2 separate regions of the Mus musculus genome follow, and region 2 is linked to region 1. A link is a contact called in ENCODE POLR2A ChIA-PET data. All regions are on one chromosome and are shown on one strand. Each heading gives the region's core, a stretch centred on a gene start or an enhancer-like site at or near the end of the contact. The rest is flanking DNA. Distances are from core to core; before and after follow the strand shown.

The links. ChIA-PET counts read pairs that join two places held with the same protein, here RNA polymerase II (POLR2A).
Region 2: POLR2A ChIA-PET joins it to region 1 with 11 read pairs in Patski. The contact joins two enhancer-like sites. POLR2A ChIA-PET finds 5 or more read pairs at or near these places in 2 of 5 experiments (Patski and embryonic stem cell).

What each region holds. Positions count from the first base shown.
Region 1 is chr5:64,500,269-64,505,468 of GRCm38, forward strand. It overlaps Gm52815 (a long non-coding RNA gene), which reads left to right. Exons shown (of 3, transcript XR_003955927.1): 3 at 3,163-5,200. Among named protein-coding and RNA genes, the nearest start is that of Gm52815, 7.2 kb to the left of the region's middle. Within about 2 kb of position 3,368, at least 1 of the 3 ENCODE cell types and tissues checked has a DNase peak (open chromatin) inside an H3K27ac peak, as active enhancers do.
Region 2 is chr5:64,365,590-64,370,695 of GRCm38, forward strand. No RefSeq gene overlaps it. Among named protein-coding and RNA genes, the nearest start is that of Gm43837, 9.8 kb to the right of the region's middle. Within about 2 kb of position 1,987, at least 1 of the 3 ENCODE cell types and tissues checked has a DNase peak (open chromatin) inside an H3K27ac peak, as active enhancers do.

The DNA of each region.
Region 1 (5,200 bases), core at 2,118-4,617:
TTGCAGCCTGTCTTTTAAATCACAGCGTAGTCTTTGGGTTTTTTTGTTTCTACTTCTTCACATTGGACTTTCTGGAAACTTCCTCCAGTGTTCACCTCTCTTGGCCTAGGGCATCTGGACACTTTACCTGGGCAGCCAGGTGTCAGTCCCATAGGGCGTGTTGGACTCATTCCTGGATTGGCAGGTTTCTGATTTCTTCACCGGATCACTCCGGAGCTGGCTCTTTTTCCAGTGGCTTCCTGTCACCTGAAACGAGAGCTCACAGCTTCAGGAGGAAGGTAGAAATTTGAGGTGGAGAAGGGCGAGGCAGATGCAAGATGCAATTACATCCTGCCTCCTCCACCCCTCAACCGCCCCACCCTACGCCTGGGGAGAAGTCTAGAGTCAGGGTGGGGAGCTGTTTATCTCATCCCTGTTTCTCCCAGGCTGTGCAGTCTTGGACAAGGCACTTGACTTTACTCTGCCTTCTCGGTTATACAACAAATACCCACATTTTTCTTAGTTCAGAGCACAAACTGCAGGACTGGAAACCCAGCTCTGCTCTGTATTAACTTTGCCTTTTGGACCTCACTGTGGTGGGGTAAAATGGGAATTGAAACAGTACCCTCCTCTTGCAATGACTGCCACGCTGCAGTGGAATGGCATCTGGTAGGGATGCTCCCTGGGGGTTACTGTTACCATCTCCACCAAGACATCACTTTGTATCAAGTGCTGGGAGAGTTAGCTTGCAACCTCACTTCAGCCCTCCTTTCGGGCCTGTGTTGTTTCCATGTGAGCTCTGGCATCCCTCCATCAGGAATGGGAACAGCCAGGGAGTCCAGCAAGTGAGTCACAGACCAGGGTCGCACAAGGTCAAAGGCTGCTACACCTTTCCCAGTTTCAGCTCTTACCTTCCCTGGAAGGCCATTGTAAACTCTAGTACTTCTAAAGACAAGGGCTGCGGTGGGGTGAGTCAGAAGTGGAGCCAGAGAAGGAAAGCTAAGGACCTAGGGAACACCAGAGAGAGAGGTGGCCCTGAGACCCCTTGATTTTCCCTAACTTTGCCTAAGAACAAATAACCTAACCCTGACTACACTCACCACCTTCTCTGGGTCCCTTGAGGGACCCTGTGAGTGAGGAAGGTGGCTGAACAGTTTTGATTCCTCACAGTGGTGTGTTTCCTCCTTGTACTGAGAGAACTCAGCTCGCCAGCATTTTTGGCTTCTACTCACTCCTCATTCGGATGGAGCCCAGAAACTCGGGGCACCGGACTGGAACTCAAGAACTCTGGAAGGCCAGGATGACAGAAAAGTAATAGGTCTCTGCTTCTCAGAGTGTCCTAGGTCTCTGCTTCTCATGGTAACCGTCCAGTAGAAGCCTAGTGAAGAGATCTAACGAGGGTGGGCCAGGCGCAACCAGAGTTGTGGACCCAACTGAGGCTCCAAATCTACTTCTTAACTTTCAACCTCAGATCCGTTAATATACATTTATACACACACACACACACACACACACACACACACACACACACTCTGTCCCTCCAGTCCCAGAATATAGAATCATGGGGGGGGGGGCAGGGGGGAGCTACCAGCTGTTGTGCTTCTCCTCTGGGTGTTGAGAAAGATTTGGAACGGAATTGGCTCCATGGGGGATTTCCGGGAGCAGAATCCCTCCCTCCAGTGGCACTCAGCTCCTGTTTTCACCTTGTGAGGAGGAGGTGCAGGCAAAGCCACACCCAGCAACACAAATGGGTCTGAAGTGTTTGTCACAGCGTCCCAGGAAAGGTGCCAGGCCATATTTAACAGAAACAAAGAGAAAAAAAAAATTAATCCAAGGCCATCACACCCAAGGCCCGGGCAGACCTTAGAGAATAGTCTCTATCTCAAAGCGTAGGTAAAGAAAACCTGAGTCCAAGTCACAAGCAGTTTCATAGAATCTAGGCATAGAGGACTGTGACTGGAGGGAGAGCTTCCCTACCTGGGATTTTATAAAGATGAAAGATTTGTTGGAACCGCAGGGCCATTCTCCATAATGAAGACCATACTGTATTTCATATACAGAGGCCACAATGAGTGATCACACTCCGGGGTCTCACACTGCCTCCCTCGTGTCACACAGATGAGGAACGGGACATGTTCCCAGACTGGTGTGGCTTGGTTTTTCATGATAGAATGGTGTGAGGACAGCATTTTTGTAGGCAGGTGGACACAGTCAAAGGTACAAAGAGGTGACAGCGATGTCAGTTGTGTTCTCTTGAGAAATAGCTTTCGAGTCAGCCATGGTGGTACATGCCTGCACACCCAGCATTTTGGAGGTAGAGGTAAAAGGACTTCCAGTTCCAATCTGGTTTGAAACATCGACTAGGAGGCAGAGGCAGGTAGGTCTCTGTGAACGCAAGGCCAGCGTGGTCTGCATAGTGAATTCCAGGACAGCAGCGCTATGAAATGAGACTTTGTCCCAAAAACAATAAGCAAAAAGTAAAGGCTAGAGTCTATTGGTCCATTTTGTGCTGCTCTAACAGAATCCTCACAGACTGGGTAATTTTCCCCCCCAAGACTGGGCTTCTCTGTAAAGCCCTGGCTGTCTAAGAACTCACCCTATAGACCAGGCTGGCCTCAAACTCAGAGATCTTCCTACCTCCCTAGCTACGGAGTGCTGGAATTAAAGGCATGAACCACCACTGTCCTCTTCAGACTGTGCAGCTTTTAAGAAGAGAGATTTTTTTTTCACTGTCTAGAGGCCAGGGACTCCTTGATAAAGGTATTTCATCAAGGGCTGCTTTTCATTCTGGGTCATTCTATGGCAAAAGGCAGAAGAGCTAGAGATTGCATGGGAACAGCCATGTGAACAAGAGGCCAGTCGTGTTTTTCTACTAAGTCTAGCACTCCTGCCCTAGTAACCCACTCCTGCAGTGCAGCACTCTCTTGTCCTAATGATCTAGTATCAAGCCCAATGCCCCCAACTAATGAATGGAGGGAAAGCTCTCAGCACATGAAATTGGGGGGGGGGGAGGGGGAGGCACACTCAAACCACAATAGTATCCTCACTTCCATGCAAGATGTTTCTATAAATTTTTGAACAATGTTTCAAGAATGTAGCTTTGTTTATAAGTAATTTTTGAACAATGTTTCAAGAATGTAGCTTTGTTCATAAGTGGTGCTTTTGTGTTTTCTTTTTACAAAGGTGAAGTTAAAATGAAGCACTTAGGGTAGATCCTAGTCCAGGGCCTTGGGAATCCAGACAAACACAAAAGGGTGAAGACACAGAAATCAGACAAGTAAGTACAAGGCAAGGAGAAAGTTCTGGAACAGATCATCACTCTCAAGCCTCAGACGTGCACAGACTCTCAGCTTTCCAGCATCTATCACCCCCAAAATGGGAAACTTCTGCCCTTGGCTGCACTTTGTTGCAACAGACCTGGCAGAAGTCCAAACAAGACAAAAAGCTGATTCTGCAGCCTACCCCTGCCTGCCAGCTGATCGGCCTTGTTCAAGCTGGAGAACCTCTGGAGAGTCCAGCTCTGTATGGGGTTCTTTCTTCCGAGCAAACCCTTAAGCTGTGGGAGGGCTGGATCTGTGTGATCTGACCTGTACCTGTCCCGGGCTTCCTTGCAGCTCCCCTGAGACAGCTTTTCCCTGTGAAGCTAGCCAGCAACTCCCATCAGTAGCAGGCAAGAATCCCAGGACTCACTCGACGAACCAGCCTCGTCTGGCTGGATTCTTGAAGAACATATGGAGTCACCCTATTCCCCTATAGCAGCTTCAACTCTCAGGTTCTCTTTCTTGTAGCCCATCTCCTGGGTCCTCGGTGGTCCCTGGGGGTCCCCGGCAAGAGGCAGGTTGTTTAGGCCAGCCAGATACCACTTAAAGAGACCCAATTCAAAACATAACCGTGTGCGACTCAACTTACGGTCAGGCTCTGAATCTACAAGAATTTCATAAACAAGTAACATTTAAAAAAATGGTTATCGATGAAGGAAAAAAAGAACCTGAAGAAATCAGATGATGTGAGGGAGGTTTAGGCAAGACCTTTCAGGTACAGTGTGTTCTAAAATTTGACTTTTGAATTGTAGAAATAAATGACCTATTAAAATAAAATTTTAATTTAAAATGTGCTCTCTACTTAAGAGGGTACCCGAGTGTGTGTGTGTGTGTGTGTGTGTGTGTGTGTGTGTGTTTTTGCATTGGAAACACACCCAGTGTAATTTGTAAAATAAATACATAATAAATAGGTTAAATGTTTATTTTGACTTATGTTTTCAAATGCCAGTTGTTTAATTTACCATGAAGGATTGCTGGCAGACCCATCATCACTGGTACCGAATACGGCATTCAGACCTTGACCTAGGCTGGCCTTCCCAGGAAACCAGCTCTGTGGCCTTGCCCTCTTCACTCTTCCCATCAATACCACAGGCTGACTTCTCCTGTTGACAGGCGCATGGTCAACACACACACACACACACACACACACACACACACACACACACACACACACAGAGGTTTCCATTGCACATGCACAGTGGGAGGTCATTGGCTAAGCGGTTTCAAAACACACAGCCTAAGTCGTGGCAAGATCCAACCTTAAGAATGCGTTTATTTGATTCCATGTCACTGTACCATATACTTGGGCTACTCTAAAGAGAGACATAGGTCCCCTTTCCCCAAGCACTTTACTTGGAGAAGTTCAGGGCCAGAAAGGCTGCTGTCTTCTTCCTCAGTCCTAGGGCAGAAACTTCCATGAAAGCTGGTGAGGTGATGTTCACCCGCATCTTTTTTAGACCCTCCCCTCCTTACCTTAAACCGCTCCCCCACCCCCCACCCCCCAAGAAGGAAAAGACAAAAGAATGCTATAACATTTTCAAGAACTAAGCAAGCACAACAGCCAGCACTGTCCTGATTGGTCCCGTCGCCCCTGTTTTCTTGTGCTATAGAGAATATCTAAGGGTTCGTCTCCTCTAAACAGACGCTTGTAAGGAAAGTTTAACACAATTTATAGAGCTGTAAAGTTCTTGGTATGGCCCTCATTGGAGTGCTTTCTCACATTCCCAGAAGTAGCCAATCTACCACGTGGCAGAGCTGCTAGAGGAAGGGAGGGAGCCAGCGGGGCCCTGAGCTGCCCGCAGGAGCAGCAGCAGCAGCAGGGCAGGGCGGCTCCCAGGAGGGCGCAGGCGTGGCGGCCCCTCCCTGCCGCGAGCCCATGCCCGCCCACTGCCACCGGCGAA
Region 2 (5,106 bases), core at 737-3,236, 140 kb before region 1:
TCTGTTGTTGCATAACGTTAAAACCTTACAAGGCAAGTGAGACCCACAGCAATAAAAAATGCAAAGAAAGTAGATCTCTCAGCAGACAAAAGAAAAAAGGATCGTCTATTACAGAAGCCGCAGCCATTGTTAAAGCTTTGCTGTGAGATCACCGGTCCTTTCTCTGGTCCTATATTAACGCTCACGTGCACCTGTGTATTGGAAGGTACCAGGGCAAGGCTGGCTGAGGCTCTGAAGCTGAAAGTAGCAAGGAAATAATCTATAATCCTCACCCTAAGGTACTATGAATCTGCTTGGAGCTTCTGTGAAGAGTAGGAGTGGAGTAGGGATGTGGGGAGCACTGGCATCTGGTGAGTCTCTGTGGTGAGTCAGTACAGAGTGAGAGCCCTGCTCCTAGTGAAAAGGACTGAATGTAAACATGTGTGCTCAGGTCTGTCCTGTGCCATAATGCCACAGTTCTACTGGATGAGGGCTCCATCACTTGATCTCATTTAACCTTAGCTTCCAAATGTCCCACCCTCCAAAGGCTGTCGTATTAGGTTTCTGCTCTCGTAACACCACACAACGGGAATTAAGTTTTGGCATGACTTTCAGGGAGAACACTCAAGCCACAGCACTCCTGTTCTGGTGTATCCTGAATACAAGGCCAGGATCATCCTGCTTGAGGTAACTCTACATCCGCACGATCCTGGGTGGGGTGAGAGCAGTGACTGTCAGTCAGCTTCCTGATGTGCACTCCAGAACTCTGAAGAATAATTGTAAAGGAAGGGCAGGCTGCCCAACAGCGACCGAATGGATGACTGAGGAGTGGACGACTGGGGAAGGCCCTGGAGGGCTTGAGAGAACATGGAGCTCTATGGCTTACAGACACAAGTTGGTGGATGCAGTTGTGAGTTAAGCTTGCCTTCCGAGTGACACTGACCTTGGTCATGCAAGTTGCTGGGGCTCTAAAAGAAGAAAAGATTTTAGGAAAAAGAAAAAAAAACTTTTAAGAAATGCAACATTCAGCTGAAACTTGGAAGAGGAGTCTAAACATTACTTTGGCTCGTAGCTTAGTGCACGAAAGTAGAGTGAGAGACCAGTTCGCAGAAAAGGGTTAGTTTTGAAACTCTACTGTGTGTAAAAAAGACAGCCAGAAAGCAGCTCAAGTCAACCTCATGTGTAACCGCAGCATCAGAAAAACATGAGGCAGGGGCAGTTGGCAGGAGGCATGTCTATCTGTCTTCCATCAGTCTGTCTATCTATCTATCTATCTATCTATCTATCTATCTATCTATCTATCATCACTTAACTATTACAAATTTACCCCCATGAAAGCAATAGGGGCAGAAACCTGAGTTTTGTGGGTCTCTGTTATGGTAATCTTCATTCTCACCTTGGCCGGATTCAGAATTACATAGGAGCCACTCTGTGACTGTGTTCCCCAAAGGGCTAACTGAGAAGAAAATAGCCCTAAATGTGGGAAGCACCATCTCTTAGGGTCCTGGACTGAAAAGGCAAAGTGGGGGTGAGGTGGGGTGGGGTGGGGGAGGCTGAGCACCAGCTTCCATCTCTCTGCTTCTTGACCACGGTCTCCTGCCTTGCCTTTCCTGCCACAACAGATCGCATGCTTCCCTACCAATGAACTTTTCTTCTTAGGTTTCTTTTGTTAGGGAGTCTATCAGAGCAATGAGAAACATAACAGTCTCCTGATGTCATTTTAAGTGTTATCTACAACAGGGAGAACTCTGCTGTCCCCCTCAATGACTAAGTCAGGCTTACAACTTCTGGGTTGGGTTGAGGCAATTAAAAAAAAAAAAGCCTTTGAATTGGAAAAAAAAAGCCTTCTTTCAGATTTTAGCTTTTCAAGTCTAAAGTAATAGTTAAACACCGAACCGGAGTTAACCTTAAATCTTCTCTTTTCTCTCTTGGCATTGACTCCCTCCTCCTGGAAGTCTGCCCTGGGAAGCTTGCTCCTCCTCCTCCCCTCTCTCAGCTCACCTCCTCCCCTTGCTGGGCGCCATTCCCCTGCATGCCTGGAACGCAGCCCAGCGAGGAGAGCGGTGACAGAACAAGAGTCTTCTCTCACGTGTCAGGGTGGCCCAAGCCTTTTGGGCTGGGCAGCTGGCCTCCCTGGAGAGACCTGGCAGCCCATGAAAGCTGACCCTGTCAGAGGCCTCCAGCCGGGCAGCTTTCTCTGTCTATCCCCTGACTTGGGCTGAAGAGTCTCTGTGCCTCAGGGTGGCCTTATGTGACTCCTTCCCCAGCTGCAGGGATTCTTATGGGCTAAAAACCAGCCTCTTTCCATTGAGGTCTTCTGTTCAGGCCCACAGGTCCCAAGGCCATGGTGGCCTTACCAGTGACCTTTCCCACGGGGACCCATATCTGATGTGGGGACGTCTCTTGCTCTGTCACCAGTGGTCATCACTAACATTTGAATGTCACATTACCCATCACTGTCCTATGACCACATCTACTATCTAGTGACATTAATGTTCACCGCCACCTGCAGGACAGGTGAATCTGGCAAGCTGTATCTGTGACATTGGCTCTAAACTTCTGCCTGCCGTTTGTACACCATGAGACACCACATGGATGTTTCACTTACCACTGACTCTGTTGCAGAAGCAGAAACCAGGAGAGTGAGCCTTTATAGACCAGGAAGAACTTACCATGAGGCTTTGAGCAGTTCAGGAGTATCTCTGGGTCTCAGTTTTCCCAACTAGCAAATGGGGTGGACTTGTTATCATCTGGGTCGTTTCTCACACTAAAATTCCATGACCTAACCCAGCTCTAGCATAAAGAATGGCATGGAGGGGTGTGGAACTAGAGGATGAAAGGACTGCATAGGATCGTGGCCACAGCCAGGCTCAGAGAGACTGGTATAAATGCCCCTGAAATCTTTAACATGACAAAAGGTTAAGTACATACTTAAAATGCCTTGAAATCTAGGTCTTTGATAATTGCTTCTTTTTAGCTCTAAAGAGAAGGCTCAATAACAGGAGAGGCTTCAGCACATTGTTTCAAGCGAGACCCTTAAAACATTTGCTCTTCTGACTCATTAACTCCGCACCAGAAATAGATTCAAAGAACCCATCAGAAGCATACACAAAGATTTATTCACAGGAGTGTGATTCATGGTCATCTTCATGGTAGTATAAACTACAAGCTACTCCTTTTATTCCATCTGTGCTCACAGGATACATCCTCAGAGAGGGTTTCCAACTGCACCTGCGTCAGGTCTGGGGAGATGGCTCTGTTGGCAACCTGCTTGCTGTATAAGTGTGAGGACAGGAATTTGGTCCCCTAGAGCACATGTTAAAAACAAAATGAGCTAGGTGAGTGTAATGGTGCCAACCTCTAATCCCAGAACTCAGGAGGCAGAGGTAAGCAGATCTCTGTGAGTTCAAGGTCACTTTGGTCTACATAGAGTGCTCCAGGACAGCCCAGACTACGGAGAGATCTTGTCTTGAAAGAAAGAAAGAAAGAAAGAAAGAAAGAAAGAAAGAAAGAAAGAAAGAAAGAGAGGGGGGAGGGAGGGAGGGAGGGAGGGAGGAAGGAAGGAAGGAAGGAAGGAAGGAAGGAAGGAAGGAAGGAAGGAAGGAAGGAAAAGAAAAAGAAGAAAGGGGGCTAGAGAGATAACTCAGAAATTAAGAACACTAGCTGTTCTTCCAGAAGACCTGGGTTTGATTTCCACACAGTATCAGGGATCTAGTGCACTTTTCTGGCCCCCACAGATACGGCACACATATCTACATTCAGGCAAAATGCCAATACACATAAACCTTACACATAAACCATTAAAAAAAAATTAAGCCAAACATAACAGATGCCTATAATCCCAGTGTTCAGGATGCAGAGACAGAAGGATCTCTGCAGTTCATTGGCCAGCCATTCTATCCAAACTGGTAAGTTTCAGGGAGAAACCCTGTATCAAAAGCTGACATTAACTTTTGATCTCCACCTATCTGCAGGTACTCTTATGCTTACACACACACACACACACACACACACACACACACACACACCACATATATGCACATAAATATACACAGTCTTGTCTGTATTTTACATCAACATCACATTTGATGTATGCATACATTTGTTTCTTTTTATTCCAACTAAGATGTGTGGGTTTCTATGCTGGTCTTCTATGACTGGAAGCACATTTAAATCCAAGGACGTTTTAAAGAAAAACAATTTGAAAAAAATTAGACATAAAGATGAATATTAGTTAAGAATAAGAAGAAAAGGTCATTGAACAGTTTCTTAGCAGTCTAGCATGCAATGAATCTGAGTCCAAAATTAACTCCTTGGCCTGTTTTGTTCATAGCTAGGTCACCAGGACAGACAACAGCCTCTAACATACAGCAGTTACTGAAAAAATAATCCCAGAGTGAAGTGTCTAAATGAAGAAAACTGATAGTAGCTGAGCCAAGGGAAGCAGGATGAGGCCTTGCTGAACAAACATTGAAACCAATGGGAAGAAATGGATTTGAACCCAGGTCTGCTCTCCTCTTCCGTTTGGATTGATGTTTTCCCAGATAGACTCCATTGCCAGCTTCCCTTGAAGCTAGGTATCCATTGCCAGCTTCCCTTGAAGCTAGGTGTGACCATGCAATGGTATTCTTGCAAGTTGACTAAGTAGACTTGATGGTGCCACTTTTTGGCCTGGGTCCTGAGACCAGGGATATGTCACCTCTACGTTGTCCAACATCTGGGTGTGGTGGTGACTTAATCTGACTAGATCCTGAGGGTTCTACCATGATGACATGGCAAAAAAACAAAACAAACAAAAAAAAAAAACCAGCAATCCTGATGAATGAATATGGACCTTCCTTCCATACAGACTCACAGGGCTCACACCACTATGATTATGTGACATAGAGACAACCTTCCTTCCTCTTTAAACCTTGGTATCTGAGAGTTCCCTGTTATAGAAGCATATGGTTCTCTGTGCTTCCTACCCCCTTACCTCACTTCTCCCTTCCCTTCCTTCAGATCCATGCCCCTGTGGTGTGAACAGCCAGGCAACTACTAGGCTTAAGAAGGTGTTGGCCCCAACTGTAAAGATGCAATTCCTGCCTGCATGACTCCATGTTGCCTGCAAATGTTTTTGTCATGCTC